Linked DNA regions of Homo sapiens: all the other regions are linked to region 3. A link is a contact called in ENCODE Hi-C or POLR2A ChIA-PET data. All regions are on one chromosome and are shown on one strand. The core of a region is the stretch at or near the end of the contact, and the rest is flanking DNA. Distances in the headings are between cores, read along the strand shown.

Region 1 (3,922 bases), core at 207-2,706, 4.3 Mb before region 3:
CAGCACTCTGGGAGGCCGAGGTGGGAGGACTGCTGCAGCCCAGGAGTTTGAGACCAGCCTGGGTAATAATAGGGAGATCCTGTTTCTACAAAACACCAAAAACAAAACAACAACTTTGATGTTGTGGAGTCAGGACAGTCCTGGGTTAAAACCTTTGCTCTCCTTAGCTGTGTAAACCGTGGGTCTCAGCTTTCTTATCTGTTAACGGTAGGTACTTCTTCCTAGGGCTGTTTTGAGGATTAAGTGAAAGTCCAAGATTGTGTCTGGCACACAGTAGCTTCTCAGCAAATGTTTTCCTCCTATGTCAGGGAATGGCTCCTTTATCCCGTTTTGGGCCCATGGGTGGCCCTGAAGGGTGGGTGCTCAGGTGTTAAGTTCTGTAGATGGCATATCCTTGGGAAAAGCAAGGCAATTAAAAACAGTGAGAGGTTGCTCTGGTTAAGTTTTCTCCTATAACTTTCCCCATGGGTCAATTGGGTAGAATCTGCCATTTTCCTAATACTTACTGATGGTAGTGGCATTCGGAAGCACAATAGCTGAAGCCGGAGCTCTGAGTGGAGAGAAAGGTCTGTTTCTCAGGCCCAAAAAGAGGTTACACACCCATGGCTGTCCAGTTTGGTGGTGCAGGCCCTGAAATCAGACCAAACTGGATTTAAATCCCCAAACCTATACTCTAAGCTATGTGACCTTGGGCTAGATACTTCACCTCTCTGGCCTTATGAAGTAGGAATAATAATAATACCGTCTAGGTTGTTAGGAGTATTAAATGAGGTAAAGCACTGAAAACGTTTAGGGACTGTGTTAAATCATTAAATAAATAAAAACGGGGATGACCTTATCGGCTTGACACAGGGGATTAAATGAGATAATATATGAAGACAAGTACACGGCAAATGCTTAATTAATGTTGCTTATTTTTATGTCTGCAAACTGACTTAAAGGGGAGGCCTTTAAGAAAGACAGTGGGGCAATTTGCGCGTTGATGCATTGTAGGAGAAAATGTGCAGGGGGCCCGTTGGGACCAGAGTTCAACCAGGTAAGCGGCAGAAAACCACAAATACCTCCAGGCGTTCCTGGGGCAGCGCCGCCTCCCCAAAATCACGCAAAACTTGGTTTGCTAAGAATTGTCAGCTCTTCTAAAGGAGGCGCTTCACGCATCTCAGTCTGTGAAATGGGACCCAGGACCCAGGTAGAGGTGCGTTCTCGGCCTGGGGACCGAGTATTTTGTGCGCTCCGGTAACGCAGGAAGACAGCGCCACTGACACTCTAGAGACCAGCGGGCACCGCCTGGAGGCGCCTTCACCACTTGGCGGTTCCGGGTCCGCGCCCCACCGCGCCACAAGACTCACGCCCGAACCACGTGATCAGGGCCGTGGCTCCGCCCCGCTCCCGCGCCGCGCGCCGCTTCCGGTAGGGGCGGAAAGCGGAAGTGTGGGAGGGTCTGCGGGGCGGGCTCAGGAGGTCCGCGGGAGGATGGAGCAGTGAGCGGGTCTGGGCGGCTGCTGGCAGCGCCATGGAGACGGTACAGCTGAGGAACCCGCCGCGCCGGTGAGGGGCCACTGGCTAAGAGGACGGGCATGGGGTCAGGGGAAGAAAAGGCGGGAACTGGTTGAGGGGATACACCTGTGTGGGAGTCCCCGGAGCTAAGCGACCCAGCCGATGGGGCACCTGCTGAGTGAGGGGGGGGACGTCTGGTGGGTGAGGGTCCGGCTGAGGGGAGCATCTGCTAAGGAGGTTAGACTTGGGACCGGTTAGAGGGAGCACTCGCTGTGGTGAGACTGTGCTGAGGAACGTGGGGACAAGTTAGGGAGAGTACCTGCTGAGGCCGGGCCACTCGGGGGAACGCTATCCAAGCAGGGACTCACGGAGGTGGGGGCGAATGCTGAAGCAGGGTGAGAATCTGTGAGGGATCTCTTTAAGGGGGTGGATCGAGAACTGGCCAAGAGGAAGGCCGGGTGGACTTTCTAAGGGTCTGAAGTCCCACTTGAGGGGTGCGGTGGGGGGATCTGTGGAGGGGAAAAGCTTTGCGCCTAAGGCTGAAAGCATGCGAGGAAAGGTTGAGGGTCTAGCAAGGGAGGGGATGGTGGAGGGTAGCATTTCAGAGGATGCTGTTGGTGGTGTCCCCACTGTAGGATGGCATCTTTTATTACTGATGTTCAGTGTCTTCCTAATGGTCTTCACATCCTCCTCAGCTCTTCAGAACCTGACATTGGGAGGTAGGTAAGGAAATAAGAGGATATTTTCGAGATGGGGAGACTGAGGTCCAGAGTAGTTGGGAAGTGTTTCCTTCTTTACTCCGGGTCACTGAACCCTGCCAGTCTGTGCCCTTTTCAGGCCTCAGTTGTTTTGTGAATATCAGCACCAAATCCTAGTGGTACCTGGAATTGCTTTAGTTCAAGATCAGGATGGTGGCTGATCCTAGAAAATCTCAACTCCTGGATTTCCCTTGTGGACATCCCGGGTCTTTTGCCACTCTACCACATCTGGAGAAAAGTAGGGACTAGAGACCGAAGGAGTCATGCTTCTCTGAGGTTCAGTGTGGTTACTTCTATTTCACAGAGACGTCTGACTTCCTGCAGCAGAATGAGCTCTAAAGAAGGAAGTGTTCAGGGTGTGGAAGTGCAGGGCAACCAAGAGGTGAAGAGAAGGGATTGACTGCCTGGGCAGCACTCTTAGGGGTTGTTTGAGCTTGGGGATGTTTGAGGTGCACAAACATTGCAGAAGGCAAATAGGTGGTTGGGATGGGCTTTGGATTCACCCTAGCGTAGTGTGCTGAGACTGTAATAGTAATGATTATTACACTCATATTGCACTTACCGGGTGCCAGGCACTGTTCTAAGTGCTTTCCATGTGTCCTGCTGAAGCATATGAAATTGCTGATATTTGACCATTTTTGAACCATAAAAACCTCATTTGAACTCATTTGAACCTCACAACAATCCTGTGTGGTAGATATCCCTATATGTCTGTTTTACAGATGATAAAACTGAGATACAGAGGGTAGTGATTTGCTGGGAGAAGTCATAGCAAGTAAGAGACAGAGCTAGGATTTTAATGTCTATGGGGTCTGGTCCAAAGTCCATGTTCTTTTTTTTTTTTTGAGACGGAGTCTCACTCTGTCGCCCAGTCTGAAGTGCAGTGGCGCAATCTCGGCTCACTGCTACTTCCGCCTTCTGGGTTCAAGCGATTCTCCTGCCTCAGCCTCCTGTGTAACTGGGACCACAGGTGCGTGCCACCACGCCTGGCTAATTTTTTGTAGTTTTAGTAGAGACGGGGTTTCACCGTGTTAGCCAGGATGGTCTCTATCTCCTGACCTCGTGATCCGCCCACCTTGGCTTCTCAAAGTGGTGGGATTACAGGCGTGAGCCACCGGGCCCGGCCATGCTCTTAACTGCCTCACTCTGATGCCTCTCTAAAAGTACCCCTGTTTCACAGGTCTCTGTGTATGTTAGCAGATATTTACTATAGTACCATAGTGATCCAATTATGAATGCACACTAGTTATGTTTCTTTCTGAACTATGTTCGTTCGTTCTTCTTGGTTTCTTTCTCCGAGGCCTTGGTTTAATTGAAAAGAGGATTAGGAATCTGAGTTTTGTTTCCCCCTTTGCCTTGTCTTACATAATCTTGAGCAAAGGACTAAAGTTTCTTGGCATGCTCATTCCTGTACCTTTTGGATTTTAAAAAATGTATTAAAAGCACAAGAGAAGAGCATTGCAGGACTGGGTTCTGAAGTGGCTGGTGATTCCCAGCTCATTGTAACTAGTAGATTGCCTAATTTGAAGCAGATCAATTTTATTATCACGTGTATCAGTTTATCAGGACAAGACAAAGTGTCATGGAGTGGGTGGTTTAAGCAACGTAAATTTATTCTCTCACTGTTCTGAAGGCTAGAGATCTGAAATCAAGGCATTGTCAGAGTT
Region 2 (3,992 bases), core at 1,456-3,955, 3.2 Mb before region 3:
TAGGACTGGGATAGATCCAGTCCTGCCCTCAGGGAGCTCACAGTCAAATGGGACCAGGCAGAAGGAGTTATGAGCTGGCATGCTAAATGCTGTGGCAACACAGGGGAGGAGGCAGGGTGGGATAGAGTACCTACCTCTGCCTCAGGGAGTTGGGGAAGGTGTAAGAGGAGGCAACATTTAAACTGTTTAAGAAAGGAGAAGGAAAGGAAGGAAACATCAAGAGCAATGAGATAAACCGTAAGGAAAAAAGATTGTGTGCCTGGGAAGTGGGGAGAGGCTGAAGCCAGTGTGCATGGGAGGACGTGGCAGGAAGTAAGCATAGAAAGAGAGGTTGGGGCTGAGTGAGGAAGGGTGTGCTTTGCCAGGATAAGAAATTTGGATCATCCTGAGGGTGCAGGGAAACCCAAAGAGGCTTTTATGCAGGAAAGTGTCCCAGTCGATCAGATCTGGAGTTTATCAAGAGAATCGCAGCAGTGTAAAGAGTTGCCTGGCACATAGTAGGTGCTCAATAAATCCTGTGGAATGAGAGAGGCTGTTGGGACAGTCCAGATGAAAGATGGCACCCTCTGAATTAGGGCAGTGGCAGAGGTGACAGAAAATAAGGGATGGATCCTAGAGGCAGAATCCACAAGACTTGCAAATGTGCCCTTAACAGCAGAAGCCATGAGAATGGGGTTAGAAGTGTCCTCCTCTTCCATCCTCCCTGATCTGTGAGGTCTGGCCTCTTGTCCTCTTCCAGAAATTGAGAGCTTGGAGGGTCATCACCTCAACCGTTGTCTAGTTCAAGCTCCTAAGTTTTCCTTGGAGAAAAATTTAGGCCTAAGGGAACACAGTCCTTCAGAGGCAGAGGCTGCACCAGAACCCAGGTGTTCCATGCTGCAAAGCAGAGTGTTAACACTGGTTCAAGAACATCTTGAGGGCCAGGTGCGGTGGCTCATGCCTGTAATCTCAGCACTTTGGGAGGCCAAGGCAGGCGGATCACCTGAGGTCAGGAGTTTGAGACCAGCCTGGCCAACGTGGAGAAACCCCGTCTCTACTAAAAATACAAAAATTAGCTGGGCGTGGTGGCGCCAGCCTGTAATCCCAGCTACTCGGGAGGCTGAGGCAGGAGAATTGCTTGAACCCAGGAGGCAGAGGTTGCAGTGAGCCGAGATCATGCCACTGCACTCCAGCCTGGGCAACAGAATGAGACTCTGTCAAAAAAAACCCAAAAACCAAAAACCAAACAAACACCCAAAAAACAAAACGAAACAAAAAACAAAAAAACAAAAGCACGTCTTCAGAGTTCATGAACCCAGGAAATGTAGGCACAAGTGTGTGTGTTTCTGCAAAATGAGAGGGTCCCGAGTTTCCTAACATACTTAAAGTGTTTTATGATGCCACAAAAGGCTGGCCCACTCTTTTTTTTTTTTTGAGATGGAGTTTTGCACTGTCGCCCAGGCTGAAGTGCAGTGATGTAATCATTGCAATCATGGCTCACTGCAACCTTGACTTCTTGAGCTCAAGCGATCCTCCTGCCTCAGCCTCCTGAGTAGCTGGGACTACAGGTGTTTGCCACCATGCCTGGCTAACTTAAAAATTTCTTTATTTTGTAGAGATGGGGGTCTTGCCATGTTGCCAGGCTGGTCTTGAACTCCTGGCCTCAAGCAATCTCCCTTTTTGGCCTTCCAAAGTGTTAGATTACAGGCGTAAGCCACCGCGCCTGGCCCCCACCTTTATTTTTATTTTTATTTATTATTTATTTTTTTTTTTTTTGAGACTGAGTCTTGCTCTGCCTTCGAGGCTGGAGTGCAGTGGCACGATCTCGGCTCATTGCAATCTCTGCCTCTGCGGTTCAAGCGATTCTCCTGCCTCAGCCTCCCGAGTAGCTGGGATTACAGGCGAACGCCACTACATCCGGTTAATTTTTGTATTTTTAGTAGAGACGGAGTTTCACTATGTTGGCCAGGTTGGTCTCGAACTCCTGACCTCAAGTGATCTGCCCGCCTCGGCCTCCTAAAGTGCTGGATTACAGGCGTGAGCCACCGCGCCCGGCCCCACTCTTAATAAATGCCTGTCTCCAGGTGCTGGGTGGGAGGTGGGATGGAATGGAATGAGGTGAGGACGCATGGATGCATGGATGAATGGATGGGAAGTTGAGACGACGCGCCCACACGAGGGAATTTCCTTTGAAAGAGAGCGAAATTCTGAGTTGGGAAACTCTTCCTTGAAACGCCTCCCCATACCCCAGCTGTGGCCTTCCCGTTTTCTGCGTGGTGGTGTGGGGGGAACTTCCTCAGGCCTCTCCGCAGTGGAGCCTCTTTCGGTTCTGCCAGGATACCTAGAGGCAGCGGAGAGCGGGGCAGGGAGGGGAAAACCGTGAGGGTCCCTGTGGCAGGCCCCAGCACCCATGGGATCTCTCTCCGGTCGCAGGAAGCAGGCTAGCTCCTAGCCCGCCTCGGCTTGGCCTTTGTGGGACCTGGGGGCAAAGAAGAAGAGCTGTCTCTGGGACCATGCCTCCTCCCGTACACAGCAAGATGCGTCCCTAAACTCCCGGGGGAATTAGACTTGTGGGAATGTTCTGGGGAAACTCCTGCGCGGTGAATTGCTGGGGGCTCCGCCCCCCCGATAGGTGGACCGCGATTGGTCTTTGAAGACCCCGCCCCTTTCCTGGGCGGGGCCAAGGCTGGGGCAGGGGAGTCAGCAGAGGCCTCGCTCGGGCGCCCAGTGGTCCTGCCGCCTGGTCTCACCTCGCTATGGTTCGTCTGCCTCTGCAGTGCGTCCTCTGGGGCTGCTTGCTGACCGCTGTGAGTTGTTTTTGCCCCGACCAGACGGGAGTTGGGAGTGGGGAATGAGAAGGAAAGGGAAGGAAGACTTCGGGGAAGAGGCCTTCCTGGCTGATTTTTGTGGGGGCAGGAGGGTGGGTGGGAGCTGGGCAAGGTGCCCCCGCTCCTGGCTGAATGGGGTGGGCTGCCTCTCTCTTCTCCCGGGCTGGGGTCCCGGGAGCGGCCTACAGGGGCCGCTCAGGGAAGGCACTGGCTGCCCAAGCGTGCCTAGACGGCCTGGACGGGTTTAGGGAGCCTCAGAGGCTGGCCACACAGAGACTGGTAGGGGGTTCAGAGGGCGGGAAGTGAGGCGGACCAAGGGAAGGGGCGGGTCTGGCCCGTTTCCTGTCCCCTTCTTATTGTGGACAGATGCCAGCCTCTGTAAGTAGTTATCATCTCCTTGCCAGCTGGGGCTGCCTTCTTCCAGGGCATCTTGTGGGAACAAGAGATGGGTGCAGAGGCCCAGGTACTTTTGTGAGAAGGCAAGGAGCTTTTAACATCGCCTTCCACCCCGAACCGTATCTTGGGTGTTCCAACCTAGGAGGAATCCCCAGGGCTTTGCCTTTTTCTCCTGAATTTAAGATGACATAGGAGACCCCTGGGGAGATGAACAGTTTATGGGACACAATAAAGGGTTAGGAGACCAGAGTTCTGGTTGGCTCTGACAGGGCTGGTGATCAGAGGGCTGGAGAAACCAGGGGTTTCTCCAGGCACCAGAGGGGCTCAGAGCCAACCAAGCATATCTCCGGGATTTTCAGAAGCCTACACTTGACTCACTTTTTGTTTAAATGTATTTTTGTAGTTCCTCATTCTGGAGGCTGGGAATCCCCCAAGTACCTGGCTCCTTCATCCCAGCCCCTCTGGCCTCCCCCTACTTTAGAGGGCTGTAGATTCCTGCCTGAAGCCTGGGCAGGAATGACCCATGGTATCAAGGAAAGCAAGGGAAGCAGCAAGGGAAGAGAGGGAGTGGGGAGGCTGCTTTGGTCCCACAGCTTTCACTTTCACCTGAAGCAATGGCTCTTAGGGAACAGGGAGGCAGGGGGAGGGCGGAGCTGGAAAGAGGTAAAGGGGGGCCCTTGTGGTAGGAGTGGAGAAAGAGCCAGAGGAGGTGGGGTGAAGGGTGTGATCCAGGCTTCTCAAGAGCAGAGTTTGCCCTCATAACTCCCAACTTTGGCTCCAGGTAGAGGC
Region 3 (3,975 bases), core at 787-3,286:
GTAGAGGGAATGTCATCAATTCCCATTCAAAACTGCTGTTTGGTTTATGCCTTTAGCCAAGTTACTTAATCAGTTGCTAGGTTTCATTTTCCTTTCCTAAGAAGCAGACAATATTGTTGCCAGGACAAAAAGGAGTACATTTTTGTTAATCCAAAACCATGTGCTCACCACCTTATCTGGCATTTACATATCTGCCACTTATATAGTACCCAATAGCTTGCAGTACCCTACAGTTTATAAATAATTAGTGAGCAGTTATCCCCTTAGCCTACTCTTTGGAATGGAGCCAAATGATTAAGCTCTCTGCTCTACTGAATCAAGAGAAAGAAATTACATGTTTCAATAACCAGGAGGTTTGGCAACTACGAGGTGCTGTTTCCTCAGGACCAGCTAGAAATCTGATATTCTTTCTTCCTCCTCATTCTTCTACCTTGGTGATTTTTGACACTGGTCCTGTAAGAGGAAGAGGAAGCCCCTTTAAGGGAGCTTCTCAACCCAACTCATACACATGGTGTGGGCTGGGGCTAAGGAAAGAGTGGGTGACTCAGAGTCCTCAGCAAAGGGATTTTTGAGACTGTCTTCACTGAGTTCTAAAATATTCATAATTGGAAACTGTGACTACATTTGGCATTATATGAGGGGCAGCTTTTTTCCTCATCTGAAAAAGGAGTCTCTTTTCTTCCCCCTGGGAATATCTCTGGTGAGTCCCCTCCCTCATCTTATCAAACCCAGCCCTCCTGGCGCAGGCTCAGTATTTAGAGTTTGTTTGTTTATTTTCAATTCTCCGAGGGGAAAATTCCTTCTTCCCCTTGTTGAAAAATGCTAAAATAGAAACTCCAGAAAATTTAAAAGAAACGGAAGAAAAGAAAAAAAGATGTTAAAAAAAAGGCAAGGGAAGGAAGGGAGGAGTAGACATGAACAGGAAATGCTGGGATCGAAAACAGACTGAAGTGTTTTTTTTTGGTGGGGGGAATCAAGGCCTAAAGGGCACGAAGAAGAAAATCAGTGATGATCAAGCTGGCCTGGAGTCAGAATGAGAGGGGCTAGTCATCACCAGAGTGGGACGCAGGAGGCTGAGGTCGGAGGCAGAGCTGGGTTTGGGGGAAGTCTCCAGGGTCCTGGGGAATCCCTGACCCAGGGAGCCCACGGTCCCTAATGGAAATGTTATGGGGTCAGGGAGCGCCAAGGCTGTGAGGTGGCGGGGTTATGGGGGCCTTGGGGAGAGGGTGGTAGCGAGCACCAGGGGGTGCTTGCTGAGGACGGAGGCGGCGGGGTGGGGGCAGGGAGCAGGCTGAAGGGGGTGCCGAGGTGCTCTGTAGAAGAGGGGGATTGATAAGGTGACAGGAGGTGAGGCCGGAGGAATGAGGGGGGTGCGAGTGGCAGAAGGGAGGGCACAGACAGGGGTAGGGGCAGAGGAGATCGAAGTGCTGAGGGCAGAAGCGGTGACGGTGTCGGGGGTGCTGGGGAGAGCGACGGGCCAGCTGAGGGGATGGGGACACTAAAGAGAGTACAGGGGAGCCGAAGGGGCGACGGGGCGCTGAGATGGGCCAGGGGCTGAGTGGGTGACGGGGCGCTGAGTAGGCGATGGAGGTCTGGGGTCTGAGGGGGAGACGGGGCGCTGAGAGGCGCTCTGAGTGGGTGCTGATGCCGCTGGGGGCCAAAGAGGTGACAAGGCTCTGAGTGGGTGATGGGGGTCTGGGGATTGAGGGGGCGACGGGGCGCTGAGGGGCCAGGGGCTCTGAGCGGGTGACGGGTGCGTTGGGGGCTTGAGAGGGTGACAGGTCTTACGGGCAGAGGCAGTGGCGGGTCGGCGCGGGCGCCGGGGTTCGCGGCGAGGCAAGGAAGAATCAGGGGCAGGGGCAGTTGCGGGGCCACTCACCCGGCTCCGGCGCGTCCTTTCACTGCCGCCGGCGAGTGCTGGGGCTTCGGCCCAGGCAGGTCGGTGGCCCCGCCCGGCGCCGCGCACTTTCGGTTTCCGTTCCCCGCAGACCCTGGGCGGAGCCGGGCGGGCGGCCCAGAGGAGGAGAAGGAGGAGGCGGGGGCCCAGGGTGGAGAGCACGAGGGCCTGGCCCAGGCACGGCCGGCGCCTCCGCCCTCGAGGAGGGCGTCACCTCAGCTCCCCCCGGCGGCGGAGCCGGCGGGCTCAGGCGGGCGCGGCTGAGGGGAGCGGACCGCGGGGGGCGGGAGATGACTGCGCCCAAGGCCTTTGCGGGCCTCAGCCGGCCCCAGAGGAAGGGGAACCCGTCGAGCGGTTTGGTGCGTGTGAAGCGCGACATGGCGAGGAAGCGGACAAGCCCGGGTGGCCCGGCGTGTAGAGGGAAGGGGGCGGGGCTAGACGCGGCCTGGACAACTACTAGAGCGCCTCGGGCTGTGCTGCTCGAGACTACATTTCCCAGAGCGACGCGCGCGGAGCGGGCGGGAAAGAGAGCGTTTCGGGTCCAGTGCGCAGGTGCGAAAGCCATCTTTGGTTATATAAGGGAGGTTCAGGAAGCCATTCGTTCTTTCGCGTCTGCGGTGCCCGGAGTGTGGTACTTCTCCTAGTTGCAGTCAGGCTTCATACGCTATTGTCCTGCCCGTAAGTTCCCGTTTTGTGTGTGGTGAGTGGAAACTCCATGTTCTTCGTTGGAGACCTCTGGTCCTCCCTTCCCTTCTTTGTGCCGTCGTCTCTGCGGCCAGCCCTAATCTCCTTCTCGTGGCTTCTCCGTCTCTGACCCCAAATAGGCCTTAAGGGCGTGGGAGAAATGAGTTTCTGGAGCTGGAAAAGCCACTGCCTTCTGCACGGGCCTGAGAAGCCCTTGGCTGGTGTAAATGATGACTTCACTTTTTTCCCCATCAGATCGACAATGCTGACGTCTTATATTTTGCCAGTTAGTTCTGATACATCGGCCTCAAAAGGCCCGGCCTTGTTCGTTTCTGACCGTGGGAAGATGGCGGTTAACGCCCTTTATTTGTTGGTTCACAGGTTAGAGCAGCCAGCGGGTACAGAATGGATTTTGGAAGAGGGAGTCACCACTGGACCTCCAAGGAAGCCACGTGCAGACATCTACAACCTTCGATCTCCTGACGAGTAAGTCTTTGTCTCCTATGGGTCTACTGTAGAAAACACGTGCTTTGAGAAGCTTTAGTTTTCTAGGAAAACGTGGGATTTAACAAAGCACTTTCTATCGAGCATTTATTAGGTATTTAAAAAAGTGTTCTGACGGCCGGGCGCTGTGGCTGACGCCTGTAACCCCAGCACTTGGGGAGGCCAAGGCAGATGGGTCACCTGAGGTCAAGATTTGGAGACCAGCCTGGCCAACATGGTGAAACCCTGACTCTATTAAAAATACAGAAATTAGCTGGGCGTGGTGGTACGCGCCTGTAATCCCAGCAACTCACAAGGCTGAGGCAGGAGAATTGCCCGAACCCGGGCGGCGGAGGTTGTAGTGAGTTGAGATTGCGCCACTGCCCTACAGTCGGGGCAACAGAGCCAGACTCCGTCTCAAAAAAAAAAAAAAAAGAAAAACATGTTCTGAATGTTTTATTCTCACAGTTCAAATATTGGAACTAGGTTTCTGGTGAAGAAACAGGTTTAAGAGAAATGCCTGAAGTGAAAGAACCTTGTTAGTGAAGAGGCGTTTAACATTTTAATGCCACTTAAACATATTTTTGGATTCCATTCTTCCTGTGTGTTGGGGCGCTTAAATTTCCAAGTGGAGGGATGATTTATTGACATATTTTGGAAAGCCAAATGTGTTTTTCTGTTGAACTAGCCACTCAAACCAGTGCCCGACTACATAACTAATATTTTTGCTAGAGTCCAGGAGTGAGGCGTTTACAAAGTCTGGGCTTCATGGGAACACATGTGAAGCTTATTGTTCCAGATTGTTCTTTTGTCAGGTAACTTGTGGTAACTTGTGTTAAAATGCAATCTCTTGGTACTTGTTCACTTCCCAACTCAGTAAATGCCAACTACTTCCTCAACTCTTCCAGCCA

Evidence for each region. A loop is a pair of places that touch in the nucleus more often than their neighbours do. ChIA-PET counts read pairs that join two places held with the same protein, here RNA polymerase II (POLR2A). Pooled maps may share reads with other maps.
Region 1: a loop to region 3 is called in a pooled map, with 17 times the contacts of the local background. The contact joins the promoter of STK4 here to the promoter of ZFAS1 in region 3. A Hi-C loop is called at or near these places in 3 of 37 single-sample maps with no recorded cell type and 10 of 50 pooled maps.
Region 2: a map with no recorded cell type shows a loop between it and region 3 (12-fold over the local background). The contact joins the promoter of CD40 here to the promoter of ZFAS1 in region 3. A Hi-C loop is called at or near these places in 3 of 37 single-sample maps with no recorded cell type and 2 of 50 pooled maps. POLR2A ChIA-PET finds 5 or more read pairs at or near these places in 1 of 52 experiments (naive thymus-derived CD4-positive, alpha-beta T cell).

The regions. Positions count from the first base shown.
Region 1 is chr20:44,965,056-44,968,977 of GRCh38, forward strand. STK4 (serine/threonine kinase 4) reads left to right here and starts at 1,457. Exons shown (of 11, transcript NM_006282.5): 1 at 1,457-1,548. The coding sequence starts at 1,514. STK4-DT (STK4 divergent transcript) reads right to left here and starts at 1,403. Exons shown (of 3, transcript NR_038341.1): 1 at 1,062-1,403; 2 at 507-630; 3 at 1-393. RefSeq lists silencers at 1,282-1,531, 3,212-3,341 and an enhancer at 2,672-2,751.
Region 2 is chr20:46,115,609-46,119,600 of GRCh38, forward strand. It overlaps CD40 (CD40 molecule), which reads left to right and starts at 2,706. Exons shown (of 9, transcript NM_001250.6): 1 at 2,706-2,786. The coding sequence starts at 2,736. RefSeq lists a cis regulatory region at 1,888-3,985, enhancers at 1,927-2,743, 2,509-2,568, 3,579-3,928 and a silencer at 2,485-2,704.
Region 3 is chr20:49,276,142-49,280,116 of GRCh38, forward strand. ZFAS1 (ZNFX1 antisense RNA 1) reads left to right here and starts at 2,037. Exons shown (of 4, transcript NR_036658.2): 1 at 2,037-2,575; 2 at 2,963-3,067. ZNFX1 (zinc finger NFX1-type containing 1) reads right to left here and starts at 1,916. Exons shown (of 14, transcript NM_021035.3): 1 at 1,880-1,916. SNORD12C (small nucleolar RNA, C/D box 12C) reads left to right here and starts at 2,804; the gene lies at 2,804-2,882. RefSeq lists enhancers at 1,091-1,150, 1,492-1,992, 1,993-2,493, 2,251-2,545, 2,421-2,620 and silencers at 1,691-1,920, 1,971-2,330.